Regions from separate parts of the Homo sapiens genome. Here region 1 is linked to region 2. Evidence: chromatin loops called from intact Hi-C (ENCODE). Cell type or tissue: sigmoid colon. All regions are shown on one strand. Each heading gives the region's core, and the rest is flanking DNA. Links, peaks and the distances in the headings are about the cores only. Region 1 overlaps RPTOR (regulatory associated protein of MTOR complex 1). Region 2 overlaps RPTOR (regulatory associated protein of MTOR complex 1).

Region 1 (10,483 bases), core at 1,241-9,240, 60 kb before region 2:
GACGTTAGCCTCTTCTTTGGTTTCTCGTTATTTGTACTGCTAAGTAAATGTTGTATATGTATGTTCAGTACATAGAACAATTTAAACTGGATTCAGAAGCCATTTCAGTGCACTCTGAGACTGGGCATTAAACCTTGCTTTAAGTACTGTCACCACAGTCACTGAGAACAGCCCGAGTGCTGCTTACTTGCAGGTTGAAAGGACTCTGTGCAATGAGAACTTCTGAGTTCCCATCCTGTCCCAGGTAGCCAGTAAACACCTAAGTCATGAAGGTTATGAGACACAGTCCCTGTGTGCCCGGAAAAGAGGGTCTCCAGGGAGAGGTGCTCCCTCTCATCAGTGCTCTTCTTGGAGACAGAGGAGGGAGTAGGGATACTCCTTCTGCTTGCCTTGGAGGCAGAGGCGGCATCACTGCTGTTGGGGTGTCCTCGTATCACCCGCTATGATGAGTGAAATTTCACCAGCAAGAGGAGGTGGAGAAAGGCATTGTGAGGCACTCACCCTGACCTGCTCAGAGGCCTGAACGCATCTCGACCAGCAGCCCAGTGTGGCATCTGAGTGAAGGATGGTGGCCAGGACACGAGAGGGAGGGCGGGGTCCGTGACCATGAAGCTCGAGCTGGAATTTCTTCTGTTGGCAGTGCCTTCTTTGTGGTAGGTGCTGTGCAGCTGCAGGGCTGGCCTGGCCTGCAGAGCCAGTCACACGGGGGTCTCCACCCTTGTCTCAGCCCACTAGTGCTGCTGCACAGGCCCCTGAAACAGGGTAATTTATAAAGAACAGAGTTATTTCTCCCGGTTCTGGAGGCTGGAAGTCCCAGGTCAAGGCATCGGTGGGTTTGGCGTCTGGTGAGGGCTGTTCTCTGCATTCGAGGTGGCGTCTTTTCCCGTGTCCTCCTGGGAGGACTGCTGCATCCTCACATAGCAGAAGGCAGAAGGCAGCAGAGGCTATGTTCCTCCAGCACCCCCGCCTTAAATAAGGTTGCTAAAATCCCACTCAGGATGGCGGAGCCTTGGGATGTAACCGTCATCTAAAGCCCACCTCTTAGCACTGTCACTTCGGGTCCTCAGATCCAACAGGAATTTTAGGAGGGACGTGCCTTCTCAGCGTAGCAGCCCTCTGGGAAATGAAAGCCTGTTTGAGAAGACATGTTCGTATCTCAGCAGCAGCGTGGTCCGGGCTCTCCTGAGGAAGGTGCCCAGGGCATTTGGGGACACAGAGGAGCAAATTTCATCCAGCAGGGGCAGCTCACTGTGTGGGTGAGGCTTAGAACTGGGCATGGCGGTGGCTGTCGGATGGACATGCAGGTTCAGGATCCAGGTATGTCTGTCACCTACCATTTCTAATGGAGGACAACGATATCATCAGTTGTGAACACATCTTCTCTGTTACTGTTCAAGAAGCCATGCTGTTTGCATTCTCTAAGAGGAAAATCGCACTGCTGGTAGCACCTTCAACCTGCAATTCCTACTTACCCGCCTCAAACGCTTCCTGTCTTCACTTTTGCTGTCCGCAAGATCCCCACCTTCCAATCCACAAATGTTTGTACTCAAATTTCCCCAGCAGAACCAGCAATAAAGCACAGAAAGCAGCTGACCTAAGCCCACCCACCTCTTTCCTTAAATCGGGCATCTTCCCCTTAGACAGAGTGTCTGGTTTGCGCTGCTGTCACCACTCAGCTTCTCCCAGCATACAGCGTGTGCTGCCTCTCCTGGCCCGGGGCAGTCCCCTGCCTTCCTGCCATTCCAGCAGCTCTCCCGGAACCATCGAGGTGATCGCTGCCTTCTGAGCCGTCAGCCTCACTGGCCTGTCCCTAATCCTTGCCCCTGAAGAGTCCGCTGCAGAGCTGAAGCAAGGGACACCCCCTTCAGCACCTCCTTCCCTGCCCTGGGGTCTGCGGCTGCCTCTCTGAAGCTCCCACTCTCTGGCCAGCCTCTCTTCCTGCACTTGGACGTATGTTCTCCCACGGCTGTGTTCTTGGCCCTCCTCTTGACGTACTTCTGCCTGTGAGAAACTGCAGCTCATCCAGCGATCACTATCCTGACCCCTCTGAGATAATCCCTCCTTCCTCACGCTCTCCCTCTGCCAGCGCTTTCCTCGTCATATACACCTGCATAAACCTCTCATGCCTGAAACAAAAGGTCCACCCCAGCAAGAGGGCACTCCCGCCGCCCGCTGGCCCTCCTGGGCCTCATTGCCTAGTTCTTTCTCTCCAGGTGCAGTTAAGCTTCAGGACGGAAGGGGGTACCTCCCAAGCCTTTCTGCCCTTCCTGTCCAGCCCTCAATATTGTAATCAGGTCTCCTCAACCTAGAACGCCCCCTCTCCTTCCCAGCCCCAGGTGTTTACCCTGGTTGTTTGTGTTTCTTGTTTTTCTGTGTAATGGAAGGAAGGTATCACCTGAGAGGCCTTAGGAATGACACAGGAAACCCTGCTGCCTCCATTCAGACTTGGGTGGGGTGGGGGTGGGTGGAGGCCAGCTGGCATCTCCCAGGATTTCTGAACCCTCGTGTCCCTCAGCCAGCCACCGCCATGCCCAGCTCCAGGCCTCGCCCCCGATATGGGGGAAGCTGTTGCTGCTGGATCTGACGTGCCCGTCTTCTCGCTCGGGCACCCCAGCTGGTGCGTAGCGAGGCAGTCACAGCTCACTGCAGCCTCGACCTCCTAGGCTCAAGTGATCCTCCCACCTCAGCCTCCCTGGTAACTGGGTCTATAGGTGCACACCACCATGCCTGGCTAATTTTTCACATTTTTTGTAGAAATGGGGTCTTGTTATATTGGCCAGGCTGGTCTTTAACTTCTGGCCTCAAGCAGTCCTCCAACTGCAGCCTCCCAAAGTGCTGGGATTACAGGCCTGACACTAATTTCTGCACATAGAGGTGAGGAGGCACCTCGGGTATCAGGGTAGTGAATGAGTGCCTGGACCACACAGGCCAGAGTCGAAATCTGTTCACCTGCCTTAATCTGCCACTGTTTGGCTGCTTTTAAAAAATAAATGTACATCTTTGTCTTGGATTGTCTTCCTTAATATCACATCCAAAAACTCAATACTAGCAATTTTTCAGAAGACCTCGATGTTTTGGGCAGCCCTTAGACCTCCCTGTCACTTGACCCAAATGGTGCTGGGTTGACCCCAGTCCAGCAGGGACCACCAGTGCTGTCCCCAACATGACTGGTTCCCCCTGTCTCTCCCCCCACATGCCTGGACCCCCTTCCTCTCCCTCCACATGCCTGGACCCCCTTCCTCTCCCTCCACATGCCCTGTTCCCCTTCCCCTCCCCCCCACATGCCTGGTCCCCCACCCCTACCCTCCCCGCCCTTGTCTGGTCTTCAGTGCCTCCCTGATGAGGGGCAGCTGCCCCCATTCTCCTGCGGCAGCTTCACCAGCCACACGGCTCATCCAATGGCTTGGACCTTGTTTCATTCACTAAAGCACCAGCTCTAGCACTGTGAGGTCATTATTGAGTTTGTAAGCAAAAATCTTCTTAAGGAACAGACTAATGTGTATTTAATTTTCATTATGTACCAGGTACATATTAAGACTTTTTGTTTCTTTTAATCTCAGTAATTCCTGTTTTATAGTTCCATTATCCTCATCGTGTAAGTGAAAGGTAAGTGGTGGCAGCCGGACATCAAGGTGTGAACTCGCCTGGGGCTGTACAGGGGCAGAGCCAGGGCTACGATTTGAACCGGGGTTTTCTGACCTGAGCGCTCTTCTCTTCATTACCTTCTGCCTCCTCCTTCTCACCACTTAAGTGGCTTCATGCATGCAGGGCTTTTAAAATGAGATTTTCTCAAAGAGCCGTGTGTCTGCAGGTGGCATGCGCTGGCACTGGGCTATTGGGAGGCACAGAGTTGTTCCTGGGTCTCTCCCACTGGAGAAAGCAGTGTGTTTGGCTGAGCCAGTGACACAGGGCTGCCCGGGAGCGGCACCACCACTCTTGGGACAGGTGGGCAGGCGCTGTTGATGTCCCTGGATGTTGTCCCTTCACCTGCAGTTTGTCACCAAAGCCCCGAGGGACTGTGGTAGAGACACAGCTAGTGGGGACTTCTCTGTTCGCACAGAGACTCTGCAGTTGCAGCTACATCACACTCTGGTAAATAGCGCCTCTGGCAGTGGGTTTTAATATCCACGTTGGTTGTTGAAGCAGTATATTCTAGGGGTGCCTGGGAAGACAGTCGTTTAAAATGTCTCTGCTTTTTATAGGTCAGTTTTTCTTCTTCTTTCTCACTCCCTTGCCAATTGTTGGACTTAAAGTTTGTTGGAAAGGCCCTTCCTTTATTTTGATTTGTGCCTGTGCTTTGCTCCAAGGCAGGCCACTGGGGGCATTTTTTACACCGAGGACTTGGTTGGAACCGTTAACCAGTGGCTGGCTGGTCTGTTTGTTTACAAGGCAGCCCCGCAGCCTTGTTCTGAGCTGGCTGGCTCCTAGATGTTATTTGGATTTGCTTCCTCTGGCACCAGGCCCTCCTCCAGGCAGGCGCTTGGGCAGGCTGGTGGGACTGATGGGTAGCCTTGCTGGGGACGTGTAGTCACTGTGGCGCTGCCAGCAAACTGTTCTTTCTGGAAGAGGAACGCTTGGTGCCTGGGTGTGTTCAGTGTGTTCTGTTGTGCATCAGAGCTCCCTCAGACGTCGACCGCTTCTGATTCCCTCCAGACAGCTCCCGGTGGACACGCAGGGCTATGCGGCCTGCCCTGGGGGCTATGGTGCTGAATCCTGACAAAGGCCCTCTTCTCGGGCTGTCAGAAAGGACGAGGCTGAGTCAGGCTTTAATGTAAACCATCACTCCCTGTTTTTCTATTTCTTCGTTGAAAGAAGCACTGATCATTGTGTTCACTAGAAACACCTCAAGTTTTTAAAAGGCTCCTCTCCTGTTGGTGTGACTCGAGGGCGCTGTGACATCCTGAGAAAGCGGGGACTCTGGGAGTCTGGATGTCAAGCTGGTCCCGTCTCCACCCGCCTTGAGTTCTCGGTTCTCGACAGCGCCCGTGTGATGATGATGCTCACGCTCCGGTGTGACACAGACGGCGCGGGAGCTGCACGGGAGAGTGCTTTGGAAGTGGAAGCCGCAATGTCATGTAAGCTGTTGAGTATGAATTGTATCATATTTCACAATCCACAGAGTATTCTCCCTTATGGTGTCACATTTGCTCTTACTAATAACCCAGGACTTGTCAAAGCAGACGTAGTGCATAAAACATCACTGTGTTACTGATGAGGTACCAGATGCTCCGCGTGCGGCCGTCTGGGGTGGACAGCTTCATTTATGGCAGAGCCAAACAGGAGCCCGGATCTTCTGATCCCAAATCCCGTATTATTTTCACTATTCCATGCTGCCTGCCTTCACCAACGTGAGCTGAAGTTATTACATGTTATCACTTTACTTGATGCCGTGCCGTACTTTACACGAGAACCAGCTTCCCGTTGGGGACTTTACAGAGCTTTCGGCAGGGACAGTAATGGGGGCGGCCCCTGGGAAGCTGTGCAAAGTAGCATTTGCGGCGCCACATCCCGCAGTGTTTCCTGAGGACTCGCTGTGTGCAGGGGACCGTAAGATGCCACAGAGAAATCAAGGAGGCTGCGGACACAGTGTCTGTCCTCAAGTCATTCATCATTCCCTTTCTCTGCCCCTCTGCCGTGGAAGGTTTTCAAGTAATTAAGCTGCTTGCTTATATGCAGCTTTCCTCCACGGGCCCCGCCTGTGCGTAGTCGTGCTCTGGCAGAGTCTCTGCACCTTCCTCCCTCGGGCTCCTGGGCCTGTGTCTGTCCGTCCTCCACTGTCTTGCTGTCTGCATCTTCATGGTGTAAGTCTGGCCCCTCAGCCGCCCCACAAGCCTGGCCCGGGGCCAGGCTTCCAGCCGCTGCTTCAACCCAAAGGTGGAACACCTGTTTCCTGCAGTGGAGAAGATGGGAAAGCCTTTTCTGCAGGGCTTTTACTCCCACTTCCTTCTTGTTTTCAGCCATTTTCTCTGTGCTGTTTTTCTCCTTTCTTCCTGAGACTTTCCCCTTTGACTTGTTCTTAGTCTTCTTTCTTTCTCTTTTGAACAGGTAGCGGTCTTGTTATGTTGCCCAGGATAGTCTCAAACTCCTGGCCTCAAGCGATCCTCTCGCCTCAGCTTTCCAAAGTACTGAGACTGCAGGTGTCAGCCCCATACCCAGCCAGTCTTCTCTTTTCTTTACTTTGAGTTTAGGCTTCTTGAGTTGTTTTCTTCTTCTCAGATGCTTCAGGGGGTAGCTGAGAATGTTGAAAATACTAAAGTGCAGCAGAAGCAAGGAGGCAGAGCCAGCCCTGGTTTCCCACTGATGATCAAATTTCTTTTTAGCTCAGAAATACTGGCTTATGCCTAACCCATCAAAGGTGCAGCATTGTTGGGCACAGGATGAAAAACAGACAGCCCCCACGTTTGGCTGTCAAACCACATGACCCAGAAATAGCCATCATTGTAAGAACCCCAGAGGGAGCCTTTGCTATCTTTTAATTTATTGCACAAATAATATTATAACAGTAAACAATGAAAAGGAAGAAATGAAAGAAAAATTACCCAGAATCCACTGTTTTTGCTATTCCATATTCTTCATACATTTGTCCATATATGCACATAATTTTACTTACTTGGAATTAAATATATTTTGTATTGTTTTTAATTTGAAGATCACTGATTTTATATTGCTATTGATATTTTCAAATTTAGTATTCCATCACATTTATAGACAGTATTACTTAATCATTTCCCTCTCATAAAATTATAGTGCTTGCAAGGAGTTTTTTCCTGTTCATCTTTGCGGTACATAGAACCTTCCTTAGCTGTCCATGGTAGCATGCAGCTGTAGTCTCAGCTACGTGGAAAGCTGAGATGGGAGGGTCACTTGAGCCCAACAGTTTAAAGTTATGATGAGCTATGATTGTGCCACTGTACTCTAGCCTGGGCAACATAGCATAGAGTAAGATCCTGTCTCTTAAAAGAAAAAAATAATAATATTTTCTTATTTTGGACTATTTCTTAGAATATGTTTCTGGGAATAAGATCAGTAGGTCAAAGTATATAGCTCTTGATATCTTTTGCCAAACTTCCTTTTTTTTTTTTTTTTTTTGAGATGGAGTCTCACTCTGTCTTCCCAGGCTGGAGTGCAGTGGCGTGATCTCGGCTCACTGCAAGTTCTGCCTCCTGGATTCAAGCGATTCTCCTGCCTCAGACTCCCAAGTAGCTGGGACTATAGGTGTGCACCACAATGCCCAATACTAATTTTTGTATTTTTAGTAGAGATGGGGTTTCACCATGCTGGCCGGGCTGGTCTTGAACTCCTGACCTTGTGATCCGTCCGCCTCGGCCTCCCAAAGTGCTGGGATTACAGGTGTGAGTCACTGTGCCCGGCGCTGCCAAACTTCTTTACTAAAAGGTTGCTCTAATTACACGGCCCCAAATCACACATATATGAAAGTGTCATTTTCAACACAACATTATTTTCAGAGAGAAAATGTTCCTTACTTTGCATATTGCAGGGGAAAGACTGTATTCTGCAGGTCCTGTACGTGACTGCAAGAAAGGACCAGTATTACAAGGCCAGAGACAGAGAAGGCCCCACAGTGACATCTGGACCGACCAGTATTACAAGGCCGGAGACAGAGAAGGCCCCACAGTGTGACATCTGGACCAAATCTTTTTGGTGAACCCAAGTGCTGAGTTATTGATCAGGAAGTGAAGGGGGAGGCCGGGCGTGGTGGCTCACGCCTGTAATCCCAGCATTTTGGGAGGACGAGGTGGGCAGATTACCTGAGGTCGGGAGTTCAAGACCATCCTGACCAACATGGAGAAACCCTGTCTACTAAAAATACAAAAATTAGCTGGACGTGGTGGTGCACACCTGTAATCCCATCTACTGGGGAGGCTGAGGCAGGAGAATCGCTTGAACCAGGGAGTCGGAGGTTGCAGTGAACCAAGATGGCATCATTGCACTCCCAGTCTTGGCAACAGAGCAAGACCCTCTCAAAAAAAAAAAAAGAAAAAAGAAAGTGAAGGGGGAGCGGAGGCCAGTGTGGGAGGAAGAGACAGGAAAGGTCATCTGGATAGTAAAGATCACCTGGTTTCATGTTATTTCGAAATTTACGGATAATTTTAGATATGTGGTTGAAAACTATTAAAAACTTGAATATTCAAGCAGGACTAGAGAAAGTGTCTCTGGTATGTCTTCATTCCAGCCGTCCTGCTGTGTGTGAAGTGGTATCTCACTGTTCCGCTTTGCATCTCCCTAACGACTAATGACATCAGGCATCTTTTTATGGGCTTATTGGCCTTTGTTGTTTTTTTTTTTGAGATGGAGTCCTTTGAGGTGGGAAAGTTTTATTTTATTTTGGTAAAGTCCATCTTATCTATTTTGTTGTTGCTGTCACCTGTACTTTTAGTGTCATGTTTAAGAAGCCGTTGCTTAATCCAAGGTTATGAAGTTTGACGCCTGCGCCGACTCCAGCACTTTTATAGCTTTAGCTGTTACGTCTAGGCCTTTGGTCCGTTTTGAGTTAATTTTTGTAAATGGTGTGATGAAGTCTTAAATAAGCATAGCTTGGACTTTTGGATCTATTTTTAACTTTGAGAATGTTTTCTGCAGGAATGGCAGAAATAGATGTATTGCTGGAGTGACTTTGGAACTGTATAAAGAAAAGGTGAACGCCAGAGGCTGAAGAGGGAAGGAGCTCTTTCCCTAGCAGGTTTCTGTGTAGCGAGCATCCGTGGCTGGGGTTAAAGTGTTATTTCATTATGCAGTTTATCAAATGGGAAAAGACAAAACCTAAGGGCATTTGTATCTACTCCATACCATAAAAGTTTGCCATTTTACTTTGATCATATAACAACTCTGAAAAATACTGTTTTTCATGGATTAATCAAATTACCAACATTACTTTAAAATCACACCGAGTCACTCTTTCTGTGCCGCAAGGTGCTAGGCCAGTGACATCTCTGATCTTGGGAGCCGCTGTTAGGAGCCTGATGTTAATGACAGATAAAAATTGATGTCAGATAGAAAATTAACCTCCTTCAGGGTATGTGAAACTGCTTCCCCTAATCCTATGTTCTTCCTTAGCAAACCGAATGCAACCCAGGAGCTCTGAAGAAGGAAAATGATCAGCTGTTTATCTGCTTGGCACCCTTTGGAACAGTCATTTTCCCATCTCATTTGAAAGCAGCAGTTAGAAAAATCACAAAGAAATAGTCTTTCTAAAGTTTTCCTTCCATTTTAATTCTTTTGTGTTTTTCTTCATCACATTTTCCATACACCCCACACGATTAAAGAATGGTCATTCTGCGTTTCAAGGGGCCCAGGCGGGAGGATCACTTGAGACTAGGAGTTTGAGACCAGCCTGGGCAACATAGCAACACCCAGTCTGTACCAAACTTTCTTCAAAAAATTAGCCTGGTATGGTGGTGCGCCTATGGTCCCAGCTTCTCGGGAGAAGGAGGCAGGAGGATGACTAGAGCCCGGGAGTTCACCACTACCGTGAGCTGAGATCATGCCACTGCACTCCAGCCCACACAGCAGAGTGGGGCAAGACCTGGTCTCTTAAAAGAATAAAATATTGACTGAGGATCAGGACGGTAAAATCACGAGACCTCAGAGAAGGAACAACTGTCGTGGCACCTCATGTGCGGTGTCTGGCCGCGGCGCCTGCGAATGGGTTTTGCTCTTGGTTGTCTTGGAACCAAACATCTGTGTGCTGGCATGGACTGGACATCGCCAGGTGTTTGGACCATATCTTTGTGGTTTAGCACAAAACCAAGACATACAGTTTGTACCTGTCATAGTCACTGGAGAAGCCGTGCTGTTAATTGATACAGAAACACAGCCGTGGGCTGAGATGCACCTTCTGAGCCCATGGCTGTCCTCAGCCTCATCACAGACCCCAAGCTGAATGGTCCTGCCGGACTAGGCATGAGGGCTGGAGCTCATGTGTGCGCCCGTAAGCTGGCTTTCCATTCAGTGGTTTCAACTTCTGCCTGTAGAAACACCAAAATTGTCCATGAGGTAAATGAAAATACATCCCAGGACACTCTCACTGTCCTCCCATTGTCTGGTGTCTTGTTGAGGGCTCTGGCCAGGTCAACAGGCAACTGTTTTGTCCTGTGAAAGTGTGGCGCCTCCGTGGCTTTCTGGGAGAACCGAAGAGAGAGACTTGCAGTCGGCGAGGAACTCCTTGGCGCAAGCAGCGTGCGGATCTCCTCATGCTTCTGCCGTGCCTACGTGCACTGACGTCGTCACAGGTGGGGGATAAGATTCCGTCGCGGTCGGAGTTTTCCTGTGTGAACATTGAGATGTGCAATTCCGTGACCGCAGGCACTGCCCCTCCGACACAGTGGGGTTCATCTGCTTGCGGAAGCCTCTTAAGGGCGGTTGGGAGAGACCCTCAGTGGCGCATGTCTGGAGGCTGCTGACCTAGCGTCGCAACCATAGACCAGGAACACAAGCAGATAAAAGCAGCAAGTGGGACAGATTG
Region 2 (10,483 bases), core at 1,595-9,594:
GGAGCATAGCTGAAGCAGGTCGCTAAGGAAAAACCAAGCAACGGGACTAATGGGATGTTCTGAAAGACAAGGACAAATCAAGCCATTTGTCAGAACATTGGTTATAAGAGGGAAAATTTGGGAATAACTCTACTACCTAACAGAATAGGAACGTAAATTCAGAACGGATACTTAAAAGAAAATGTAAGCAGTCTTAAAATTTTATTCATGAGTATGCAAAATATATGTTAAATGAGAGAAACAGAACACCAAATTGCATCAGCAATATAGTTAATATCTATGTTAAAATACATAGTACACACAGCAATAAAACACTAAACAGATTTATAAATAAACATTAATGATGCTTGTGCCAGGGTGGTACAATTGGAGTGATGGTTCTCCATTTTAAAAATTGATAGATATTACTTTGGTTAATTAAAAGTCTGCCTGTAGATTTTCTAAGCCTTCGAAGCACTAAAAGCAATTTTTAAAAATAGAGTCTTTATGGCTAAGGCATTATTGTTCATAAATTCAGAACTAGAGACACACAGAAGAAATCATTACATACTTCTTTACATGAGGAGAATCATGACTGGTAGAGTGGCCTAAGAGGCAGGCGTGGGGGCTTTCAGACAGCAGAAAGACGGGGCTGGTGTCCAGGAGGGCGCGGGCATGGGTAGGGCAGCGCCCGGGCTGTGCTCAGTCCAACCGGGGCTCTGCGGGGCGGTTTTGGCCCACAGTTGCCAGTCATAGAGTAGCCAAAAGTTCATATTTTCATTTTTAATTATCTGATTATTAGATGTTGATATCTAACGTGGCATTAAAAAACATTCTGCGAGCCCAACCAGACACATCCAACCCGACACATCCAACCAGACAGCGGCCTGTAGCCTGCCTGTTCCAAGCTGGGCCATGAACCCCTAGGGACAGAGGCTTCAGTGAAGCCCTCGGTGCCTCGGCTCCCAGCATGGGGGGCGGCCCGTAGACATGGCAGTGCCGCGTGCATGGAGAGGGCGGCGTCCACGGCGACTTGTGGCCGAGTCTCAGGATGCTTCCCCCACTCTTCTTCCTCAGCCCCTCCTGTGCGTGTCCAAGGGTCCTCTCTAGTTAGGGATATTTTCTGCAAGGTCTGACATCGTGTCTTCTTGTCTTTCTATGCTGGGAAGTGCCAAATAAGTAATATTAAAGGGTTCTTTGTACAGAAATCAATGATGATGTGAATTCAGGGAGAATCACTTGCATTTTACACATGTTCTCTGGGGTAGGTTTTCAGCAACAAGGATGCCAGCGTGAATCTAGAGCTAAAAAGTAAACACGAGTCAGTTCCATTTAATGCTGAAAATTATATCATGAGCCAACTTTGATAGGGAATTGAATGTAAAAATTGGGCTTTAGATTTGGAGAAGATCCTAGATCCTCGTAGGAGAAGAAAGACTGGAAATGTGGTCTGGCTGGTCAGGAGCCGGGACAGCAGGTCCCACGCTATAGGTGTACACAGATTCTCCCCGCTGGCTTCTCTGTTCTGTGGCATCTTCCTGGTTTCCTGGAGTCAGGGCAGCTCCACTGGCCTCAGTTTCCAGAGAACAAACCTGACTGAGGTGGACTTGCCACCTTGGCCACTGACCAGTTCCGACCCCGCCCCGCCCCAACTCCAGCTCCACCCAGTTCTCTCATTTCCTCTCCTCTCACTGCCACCAAAACATTATGTCAAAAAATGGGGGTTTCTCAGTCTGTATCAGTTCACTATGTGTGCAGAAAATTTATCGGAATGACTTTAACGGTAGTAGACCACCCCCCAATTCTGAGTGCTGACAGTTTGTAAAAGGCCCTTTCCAGGTGCTCTGCCAAAGCCACTCACGCACGGCCTTCTCACGGCGTCGGGCTGCTGCGCCCCACGGTGCCCCCGCGCTGGGCCATCTTGCACGGGCCGCTGCTGTCCAGTGGCTTCGAAAGGAGTTTGGTAGTTGAGGTGAGACCGCAGGTGCGCTGCTCCAGTGGCTTCGAAAGGAGTTTGGTAGTTGAGGTGAGATCGCAGGTGCACTGCTCCTCAGGAATGGCAGAGGCTTCCCATGATGGGGAGCATCATTTTCATCTTTTTTTTTTTTTTCGGAGGCGGGGTCTCGCTCTGTCACCCAGGCTGGAGTGCAGTGGTGTGATCTTGGCTCACTGCAGCCTCAACCTCCCAGGGTCAAGCAATCCTCTCACGTCAGACCCCCAAGTAGCTGGGACTACAGGCACACGCCCAGCTAATTGTTTTGTATTTTTTGTAGAGATGAGGTTTCACCAGGTTGCTCAGGCTGGTCTTGAACTCCTGAGCTCAGACAATCCTCCCACCTTGGCCTCCCAAAGTGCTGGAATTAACAGGTGTGTGCCACCGCGCCCAATAGGGAACATCATTTTAAAGCAGCTCTTTGCTTCCCAGCGGAGATTCCATAGCAGCCGTGTGTTGTTCCGATGTGTGTTTTCCCAAATGCGCTACACAATTAAGGTGCTTAGGAGGGAGGAGAGGCAAGCACAGAGGTTTGGCTTGCACTAGCTCCACGTCCTTCCCGGGTTTCAGAAAGGCATGTACTTGCCCTTGCACTGCCCAGAGACCAGGCCCCAGCACTGCCTCCTCTCCATTCCCCACGGAGGCTGAGACGATTCCTCAGTCCATGTCACCCTGAGAAAATCCCCCTCCAATAAGGCATTTGATTCTGTGGAGTCCGTTATTGCAGAATTTTACCTCCACTCTGTCCTAGGCGTGTTAACATTCGAAGTCTAATTCTAACTCTTAGACACTCTCACCACGTCCTTAACACGAGTGAGTTTACTAGTCTGGACACAGGAGGGAGGCTTCTGGAAGACTGGGAAACCCCAGGCCTTCTTAGATATGAGCAGTCCTTGCTGCTCGTGATGAATTTCATGCATGACTTTATCACTGTCCATCGGAATCCCGCCGAGGCTCTGGAGGCAGAGATGTCAGATCTCTGATGACAGTGAACTTCCACAGAGGGCAGCAGCATCTCCCTGTGTATCCTTGTGTATCACTATGTATCCCTGTGTGTCACTGTGTATCCCTGTGTGTCACTGTGTCACTGTGTATCCCTGTGTATCACTATGTATCCCTGTGTGTCACTGTGTATCCCTGTGTGTCACCGTGTATCCCTGTGTGTCACCATGTATCCCTGTGTGTCACTGTGTATCCCTGTGTGTGCCTGTATGTCACCGTGTATCCCTGTGTATCACTGTGCACACAGTAAAATTTAACAAGAAGCCAGTCCATTCCACCATGTTACCATGTTGCAGATTTAGGGAGGCGTAACCACACAGACTTGGTACTGGTCTTGATTGTGGAGGGCCTTTATGCTGAGCCAGAGATGAGGAAGATGTTGGTGCCTGGCTATAAGGGCTTGAGCCAGGTGGATACGGAGGGCATGCAGCCAACACCGCTCTTGAGACACCGGCTGGGTTAGTGTGGAAAAACTCCATTGAATGGTTTGCCTTTCTCCCTGGAGGTAGTTAGGTGTACTAGTTGAAACACCCATTCATTGGGAACCCGTGATCCAGGGGCTTTACAAATGGGCATGTGTGAGCATAGGCAGCATAGGCTGCCGTGGCCCCAGGTGTCAGGGTGCAGGCGGCTCCTGTCTTGGAGGCTTCCATCCCCCGTGGAAGCTCGTGCTGGCCACTGGAGCAACATTCCCGCAGGTGGGAAGGCCGCGAGGAGTGGACGAGGCAGCTCAGGCCTGGGGGACAGACTTGGAGCTCACATGCCCATCGCCCCCCTGTCCTGTGGCAGTGTCTGGTCCAGCCTCATCCAGGGAGGGAGGGAATGTGGCCTCCACCTTGAGTGGCATGTCCCAGCTCCAATGCTGTTCCTTAACAAGGGCAGGGAGGGAGGCACAAAGGAGTGAGGAGTGGTTTCAGACGCTCAGACGGAGAACATTCGGCTCAGAAACAGAATCGTGCTCTCCTCTGTTACTAGATTTTGCCAACTGCAACTGAGGACTGAGCTGCTGTGGAGGTGGGCTCCTCACCATGGGAGCATCACCGGGGGCTCTGCAGGGCTGTCTGCCACGAAAACAATGCCCAGAGCTCTCTCCTCCCCTCATCAATAGACCAAAGTGTGTACATCCCCAGGGAGCACACAGGAAAGATAGCAGAAAAGAGCATTTGGAATAAATAATGTACAATCTAGCTATTATACTCCTTGGGTGGTGATGGAGAGGTTGAATTTTTAGCAAGAGGAAAGAGGGAACAAAGCCTAACAAACATTGAGGTTAAAACATGAAGTCATCTGCATTTACACTTTGCTTCAGGCCGCGGCAGTAATGAATACTCAGAGCCGGCTTTCTGTTTAATGTTTGATGCAAAGTCACCGGGGAGTCATTCTCCTTCACTTTCAATTTCAGGGGTCCTGAAACCCTGCGTTTCTCTGCGGTAATAACCCGTGCTTTCCGTTCCCGGGGCGGGCGCGCTCTGACTGATCAGCGCAGATGGAGGCTGTGCGGACTTGGACTTGGACGGTTTTCCTCCAGCCCACCTCCTGGGCACCCGCCATCTCAGGGCTGTTTCCTGAAAACCCAGCTCTTGCCTGGATGACATGTTTTCCAGGCGAGTGACTCATCAGAACAGCCAACAGCTTAGAAAGTCCCTCTGCCCCCAGCTGCTGGGGGGGAGGAGCCCACGATGCAGATGAGCTGGTCACAGCTAATCACAGCCTCCTCCCCTCAGATCTGCACTCCAGCACTCCAGCCCTGCTTCTCCAGGCAGCTTGATCGCAGGCTGTGGGAAGTGCTAATCCAGACACCTTCCCGGTCCCCTCCCACCTTCTGCTGTCGTGTGCTGCCAAACCTCACAGGGCTGGCTGCTGCCGCCGAAGCCCACCACCATGGCCTCTCGTGTGTACGTAGGACCCACTTTCCCACTTGTCTTTAGCTGGGAATCCCAAATTAGAGCTGCAAGTGTGTGTTGATTTTACCGTAGAAAATGCAGCCAGTTTTAATCAACAGATAAATGTTCATTAGAGAATACCGTTGTTCTGCTGTTTAAAAGGTTGCCGTGCAGGCCGGGTGCAATGGCTCACGCCTGTAATCCCAGCACTTTGGGAGGCCACGGCAGGCAGATCACCTGAGGTCAGGAGTTCGAGACCCGCCTGACCAACATGGTGAAACCCCGTCTCTACTAAAAATACAAAAATTAGCCAGGCGTGTGGCACATTCCTGTAATCCCAGCTACTCAGGAGACCGAGGCAGGAGAATCACTTGAACCCGGGAGGCGGAGGTTGCAGTGAGCCAAGATCGCACCACTGCGCTCCAGCATAGGTGACAGAGTGAGACTCCGTCTCAAAAAACAAAACAAAACAAAAGGTTGCCATGCGATTTTAGAATTTAATGGGTAATCTGGCCCTGTAATTTGGTTAAATAAATAAATAAATAAACCACCCACGGCCCCGAGAGGGCCTCTGGCTTGCTCAGCAGGCGGTGCCAGGGTGCAAGCTCCTCCCAGTACCTCCGTCTTCCCTGCCTTGCTCTGAGTGGGGCTGTCCTTCGGGCCCAGGCCGAGCTGTGGCTTGAGGTTCAGGGCCGCTTCACTGTGTGCTGATAATCGGGTTCCAGCGCTTGTCTTTCAGCGGTTTGTAGGCGTTCTTTTACATCCTTTCTTCTCATTAGTACTTGAACAAAGTTATTTTCCTCCTCTCATGTAGACAGCTCTGCCTCGAGTCCACAGCCCTGGGTAGCCGGACGGCCCCGAGCAGCCTCCGTGCATCGTCTGGGCGCCGAGCCACAGCCCTTCCTCCTGGGCTTTGTGTCATCCCCGCAGCCTCCTGAGCCTCTGTGCATCAGTGAAACCAGAACCATCTGGGGCTGCTTTTCTGGTCTGAAATGTGGAGCTGGGTCAGTCCCCGCCTCCCACCCCGGGGCTGGATCCAAGTGGGCCCCCAGCCTTTTAGGAGCACATGTCCCACTGCAGCAACATGGGTCACGTGTCCGAGAGAGATTGTCACCCGTGGCTCTGACACAGCTTTGCTGGGCGGCATCCTGTCCGGTGTGCTGAGCGATGTCTCCAGTGCAGTTCAGGCCTTCAACACCAAGCGAGGGCCTTGGAGAACGTGCGAATAGGCTTTCCGGGAGGCATGGTTCCAAAGGCGCCTTGCCCAGCACTGACCGAGGCCACACCAGGTGCCACGCTGGTCTGCTCGGCCCACGGCCCGGACACCCTCTCTGCCCTCCTCTCGCCTCCACCTCCCCTAACTTGCACACACTTTCTTCTAACTCCTGAAGCAGAAACTTTTTATTTGATTAAATTCGAGGAATCTTTATAGAGTTTAATTGCAATAATTGACTTTGCTTCTGTCTTAACAAAGAGTAAAATCTCCCTCAATGCTGCTGAATACCATTTGCCTGCAGCTGGGGATTTACTGGGCATATGGGAGCTATTTATTGCACGTACTTTGAGGCCTTTTGATTATCTCCTGATTGCTTCTTAACTCTGTTGGCAGGGGAAGGGCATGTTTGTGCAAAGAGGGCCAGTCTTGGGAAAATTGAAATATATTTCATATATTTGAAAGTGAAAAATTGCTCTTTAGTCCCTTTGTTCATCTTAAACTTTTACTTTTTTTTCTGGATTTTAACATTTTTCATTCTCATTTTGGTCCTTTACTAAGACATTGAGAAAATATGCCCTTTGACACGGCAGCACGGAGTGTCATTAACCTAAAAAATAACACAGAGTCCTCGAGTCTCTTAGAAAATTACCCAGGAGAAGAGAGCGCAGTGCTAGAAGCAGAATCCAGTATACTGATCATCACTCGGTTTCCACAAGGAACATATTTCTAGCAGAAAGGGAGAGTAGGGCTGAAGGGATTGCTGTCCTTCCTCCATCCCTACGACGAAGGTTGAGTGTCCCTAATTCAAAAATCCAAAATGTTCCAAAATCCGAAACTCTGTGAGGGCCACCACGCTGCCACAGGTGGACAGTTCCCCTCCCGACCTTGCGGGCGCAAACTTTGTTTCATGCACAAAATTGTGTAAAATTCGCTTCAGGCTGTGTGTGTAAGAGGTATATGAAACATACATGGAGTTTACTCTTAGACTTGGGTCCCATCCCCTGATATCTCATTATGTATATGCAAATATTCCAAAACCTGAAAATATCGGAAACCCAAAACACTTCCGGTCCCAGGCATTTTAGAGAAGAGATACTCAACCTGTATCCGCGGAGATCAAGACTGTGTTCTGTGGCTGTGCTGAGAGCGAGGTGATGATTCACTTCCAGTTGAGAGTTCATGTTGGATGTTGTGGCGGGGCCACAGCAGCTGCCTCCGACTGACCCCTGCTTTGTGTCAGCCGCTCTACGAGGACGCTGTGAGGGAGGCATGATCATAAGCCCATTTCACAGATGGTGAAACGGATCCTAGAGAGAGAGCCACGCGCCCAGAGCCCCAGAGCCACACGCTGAATTTCACCAAGCAGCCTCCCACACGGGCTCCCTGGTCAGGCCCTCATCCTCCGGGCGAGGCAGCGAGGCAGGCAGGTCAGCCGCTCCCTGGGCCGGAGCTAGTGGGTAGCAGAGCTGGGAGCAGAGCCCAGGCTCATGGCTCCCGGTCAGATCTTTTCTTCCCTCTCTCCTTCTCGAAAGTCACACGGGGCTGCTCATGCACAGAGGGTGCTTTCCTGCTCGCCCTCACTCTCATTTAGCCAATGCATATTGAAAGCCTGCTATGTGCCTGGCACTGGGAAAGAAGTTGGGTACGGCTGGATGCCAGGGCACCTGCAGGATGTCTGTAATTCAGCGTGTGGCTCTGCGGCCTTGGGCGCGTGGCTGTCTCTCTAGGGTGAAACAGTCTCATGATCATGTCTCCCTCACAGTGTCCTTGTAGAGCAGCTGACACAAAGCAGGGGTCGGTCAGAGGCAGCTGCTGTCCCTCTGCCACAGGGCTAGAGATGTCAGAGGTGCTGGGGTGTGCCAGGCCTGGGGTACCACGAGAAGGCCAGAGCCACAGAAAGGCTTAGGGGGGCTGTGTTAGAGCCTCCGAGAAAGCTCACAGGGCAGCTGGCCTGGAGGGAGGTGCCGGCAGAGGGGCCCATTGGGAGGGGGCTGTTAGGACAACACCGAGGCTCTGACAAGGCCATGTCAGGAAAGTGGCGATGGTGGCTGGGGGTGCCCCATAAGGCTGTTGCCTACACCTGGGAATCCCAGGAACTGGCCTGGAGGTGTGAGGTCCAATTCAGACTGCCGGCTGTTCCTACAGTAGAATTGGGGTGTGGAGCTCTGGGGAGAGGTGTGAGGCTATTTTAAATAGCGTCTGGGGGTGTCGGTGAGCAGGTGGCATTGGGCGCCCTGAGCAAGGATGAGAGCAGGCAGGGAAAGGGCTGTGGAAGCTGCAGCAGTGCGGCCCTGAAGGACGGGGTCGGGAGCCCGGGGAGGAGGCTGTCTCACGTTCACCGTGACGGGAAGGAGGCCGGAGGAGAAAGCCTCATAATGTCCAAGGGGGAGAACTCAAGAGGGACAGTGTGGTCGGTTACTGTGACAAGGGGTCTCGACAGGGGAAGCACATCACCGGGGTCATCTGTGGAGCCACTGTGGCTTGGGGGGAGCAGCTCTATGCATGGTAGGAGACCCCAGACTGCAGGGTGCCTGGTGAGACCCACAGGGAGGCAGCAGGAACTGACTGAGCAGGTGGCTGTCCACACCAGGGAGCAGCAGGGGGGAGGCAAGGGAGGGACAGGGAGGGGCCTGACGGCACCATCACAGCGCAGAGCTCAGCCCTGACCGCCAGGACTCCTTTCCCTGACTGCATGCCGACCCCTCCTGATGAGGCACTTTGGGCCTGGCCCTGGTGTCTCTCCCGCGTCCCTCCAGGACGCTGCCCCATCAGAGCCTGCGCAGGGACCACAGCTGCTTAGAACACGTGGGCTGCCAGTACATGGGTTCAAGTCACAGTCAGAAGCCACAGCAGAAAATGGGAAGCATTCCTTTATTTTTCCAGGCTTTTTTTCTTATTTTATTTTAAAGAGAAAAAATGTGACAAAATGGTGAGGATGCTGGCAGCGCCAGCGTTCCCGGCCTGCACTCTCTCCTGGCCTCCCCTCGGACGTCTTCTGCAGCCCAAATCTGAACAGCAGTGAAACCGTAAACATGCCCCCCACCAGCTGCCGTGGCCTCCGCCCAGACCCTTGCTGCCCAGGCTCAGCCGGCTCCTCCTGTGCCCTGTGAAGTGGCCTCGTGTGGAAGCCCGTCCATAATGCTCAGTGGATTTCCTCTGTTCTCTCCGCAGGCAAGCCTGGGACCTGGCTGTTGACATCTGTCTGTCTCAGCTGCCGACGATCATCGAGGAAGGCACTGCGTTTCGGGTGAGTCCCTCCAAGGGCACCCTGTGCATCCGCGGCGGCAGCCACTTCTCTGGGCACCTGGACTGCAAAGCCCCCAGACTGGGGGTGGTGCCCAGGACTCTCGGGTGTCAGATTTTGTTCACCTGCCTGGAAAAAATGTAGTTGCCAGAGTTTAAAACATCGAGTCAACCAGGGTTTAAAGTTAAACTTTGAAAGAATCAACTTTTAAAACAGTCCTATCTCAAAATTTTGCTATTACAGATCTACTTTTCTTAATGCGGACTCACTCCCTGTGAGTGGTGATCCTGTTACACTTTCTAGCCTTTTCACCACAGACGCGTTGTGGATCTCCCCCAGGCCTCTGACTCTCAGCCCTGTGGGACAGTGACCCACGGGGGGTTTGGTGCTGAACCCTGGAGGGCGTTCTGCCCCCGGCCGCACTGCACGGGCGCTGGAGAGCTGAGCCACCCTACGGCGGAACCTGGGTTTAGTCGCCGCACCTGCAAGTGAGGGTGGCCCCGGGCCTTCGCGGCAGCTCCCTAGGACCCCCTCGTGGTTTCTTAATGAGCTTTTGCCTTACGTGAGGCGCCAAGTCTGAAAATAGATAAATAAGACGGAGGCCCTGCCCTCCAGAAACCCGTGAGGAAAGAGGAGCCTCTCACATCTGTGCAGAATGCAAGGGAGCAATCGGCAAGAGGGCGCGGCAGACACGGGGAGGCCAGGGATGGGGGAGGCGGCAGCCTGGGCAGAGGCAGGAGGGGACCAGCATCCCCGCCTCCCGTTGGGGCCACACCTGAGACACCACCGTGTCAGGCTCCAGAGCCACAGAGCCTAGCTTTGCCACCGAGGGCAAGTTTGGTCGTCTCCTCATTTAAGGGAGGGATTATGGTGGTATCCAACCCCAGGGGTGCTGGAAGGACAAAGGGAGTTAATGTAAGAAAAGTGCTTTGGACAGAGCCCAGCACAGGGCCCTTGGGAATTCATGTGCAGGCACTGCCCCAGAGCCAGCTGTCACTGATGTGAGGATGCCACCCTCCAGCCCAGGGCAGGGGCACCGATGGTCAGGAAGGTTCCGTCCACTGCACAGACTTTTAACTTTCAGTGCACACCACAGCCGTCAGGGAAGCTTTTAACACATGCAGTCGGGAGCCTGGGTGTGCCTGCGTGCGTGCGTGTGTACGCGT

Evidence for each region. Hi-C counts contacts between places; a loop is a spot of excess contacts. Peaks named below come from ENCODE experiments on the same cell type or tissue, not always from the same donor. Only the 100,000 strongest peaks of a DNase experiment are listed, where the experiment ranks them.
Region 1: it touches region 2 in a loop (4-fold over the local background); 17 of 110 quality-filtered maps call a loop at or near these places.

The regions. Positions count from the first base shown.
Region 1 is chr17:80,769,252-80,779,734 of GRCh38, forward strand. The region is part of intron 6 of RPTOR (regulatory associated protein of MTOR complex 1); the gene reads left to right. Among named protein-coding and RNA genes, the nearest start is that of CHMP6, 220 kb to the right of the region's middle. RefSeq lists enhancers at 5,897-5,966, 10,222-10,483. In sigmoid colon, for the core only: no CTCF peak of the experiment used is centred there; DNase peaks (open chromatin) are centred at 4,080, 4,490, 4,980, 5,550 and 1 weaker place; H3K27ac peaks cover 434 bases.
Region 2 is chr17:80,828,678-80,839,160 of GRCh38, forward strand. It overlaps RPTOR (regulatory associated protein of MTOR complex 1), which reads left to right. Exons shown (of 34, transcript NM_020761.3): 10 at 9,245-9,320. Among named protein-coding and RNA genes, the nearest start is that of CHMP6, 160 kb to the right of the region's middle. RefSeq lists enhancers at 3,169-3,941, 4,408-4,717, 5,487-6,258 and a silencer at 4,546-4,762. In sigmoid colon, for the core only: no CTCF peak of the experiment used is centred there; DNase peaks (open chromatin) are centred at 3,764, 4,634, 5,505 and 5,844; H3K4me3 peaks cover 1,555 bases; H3K27ac peaks cover 1,663 bases.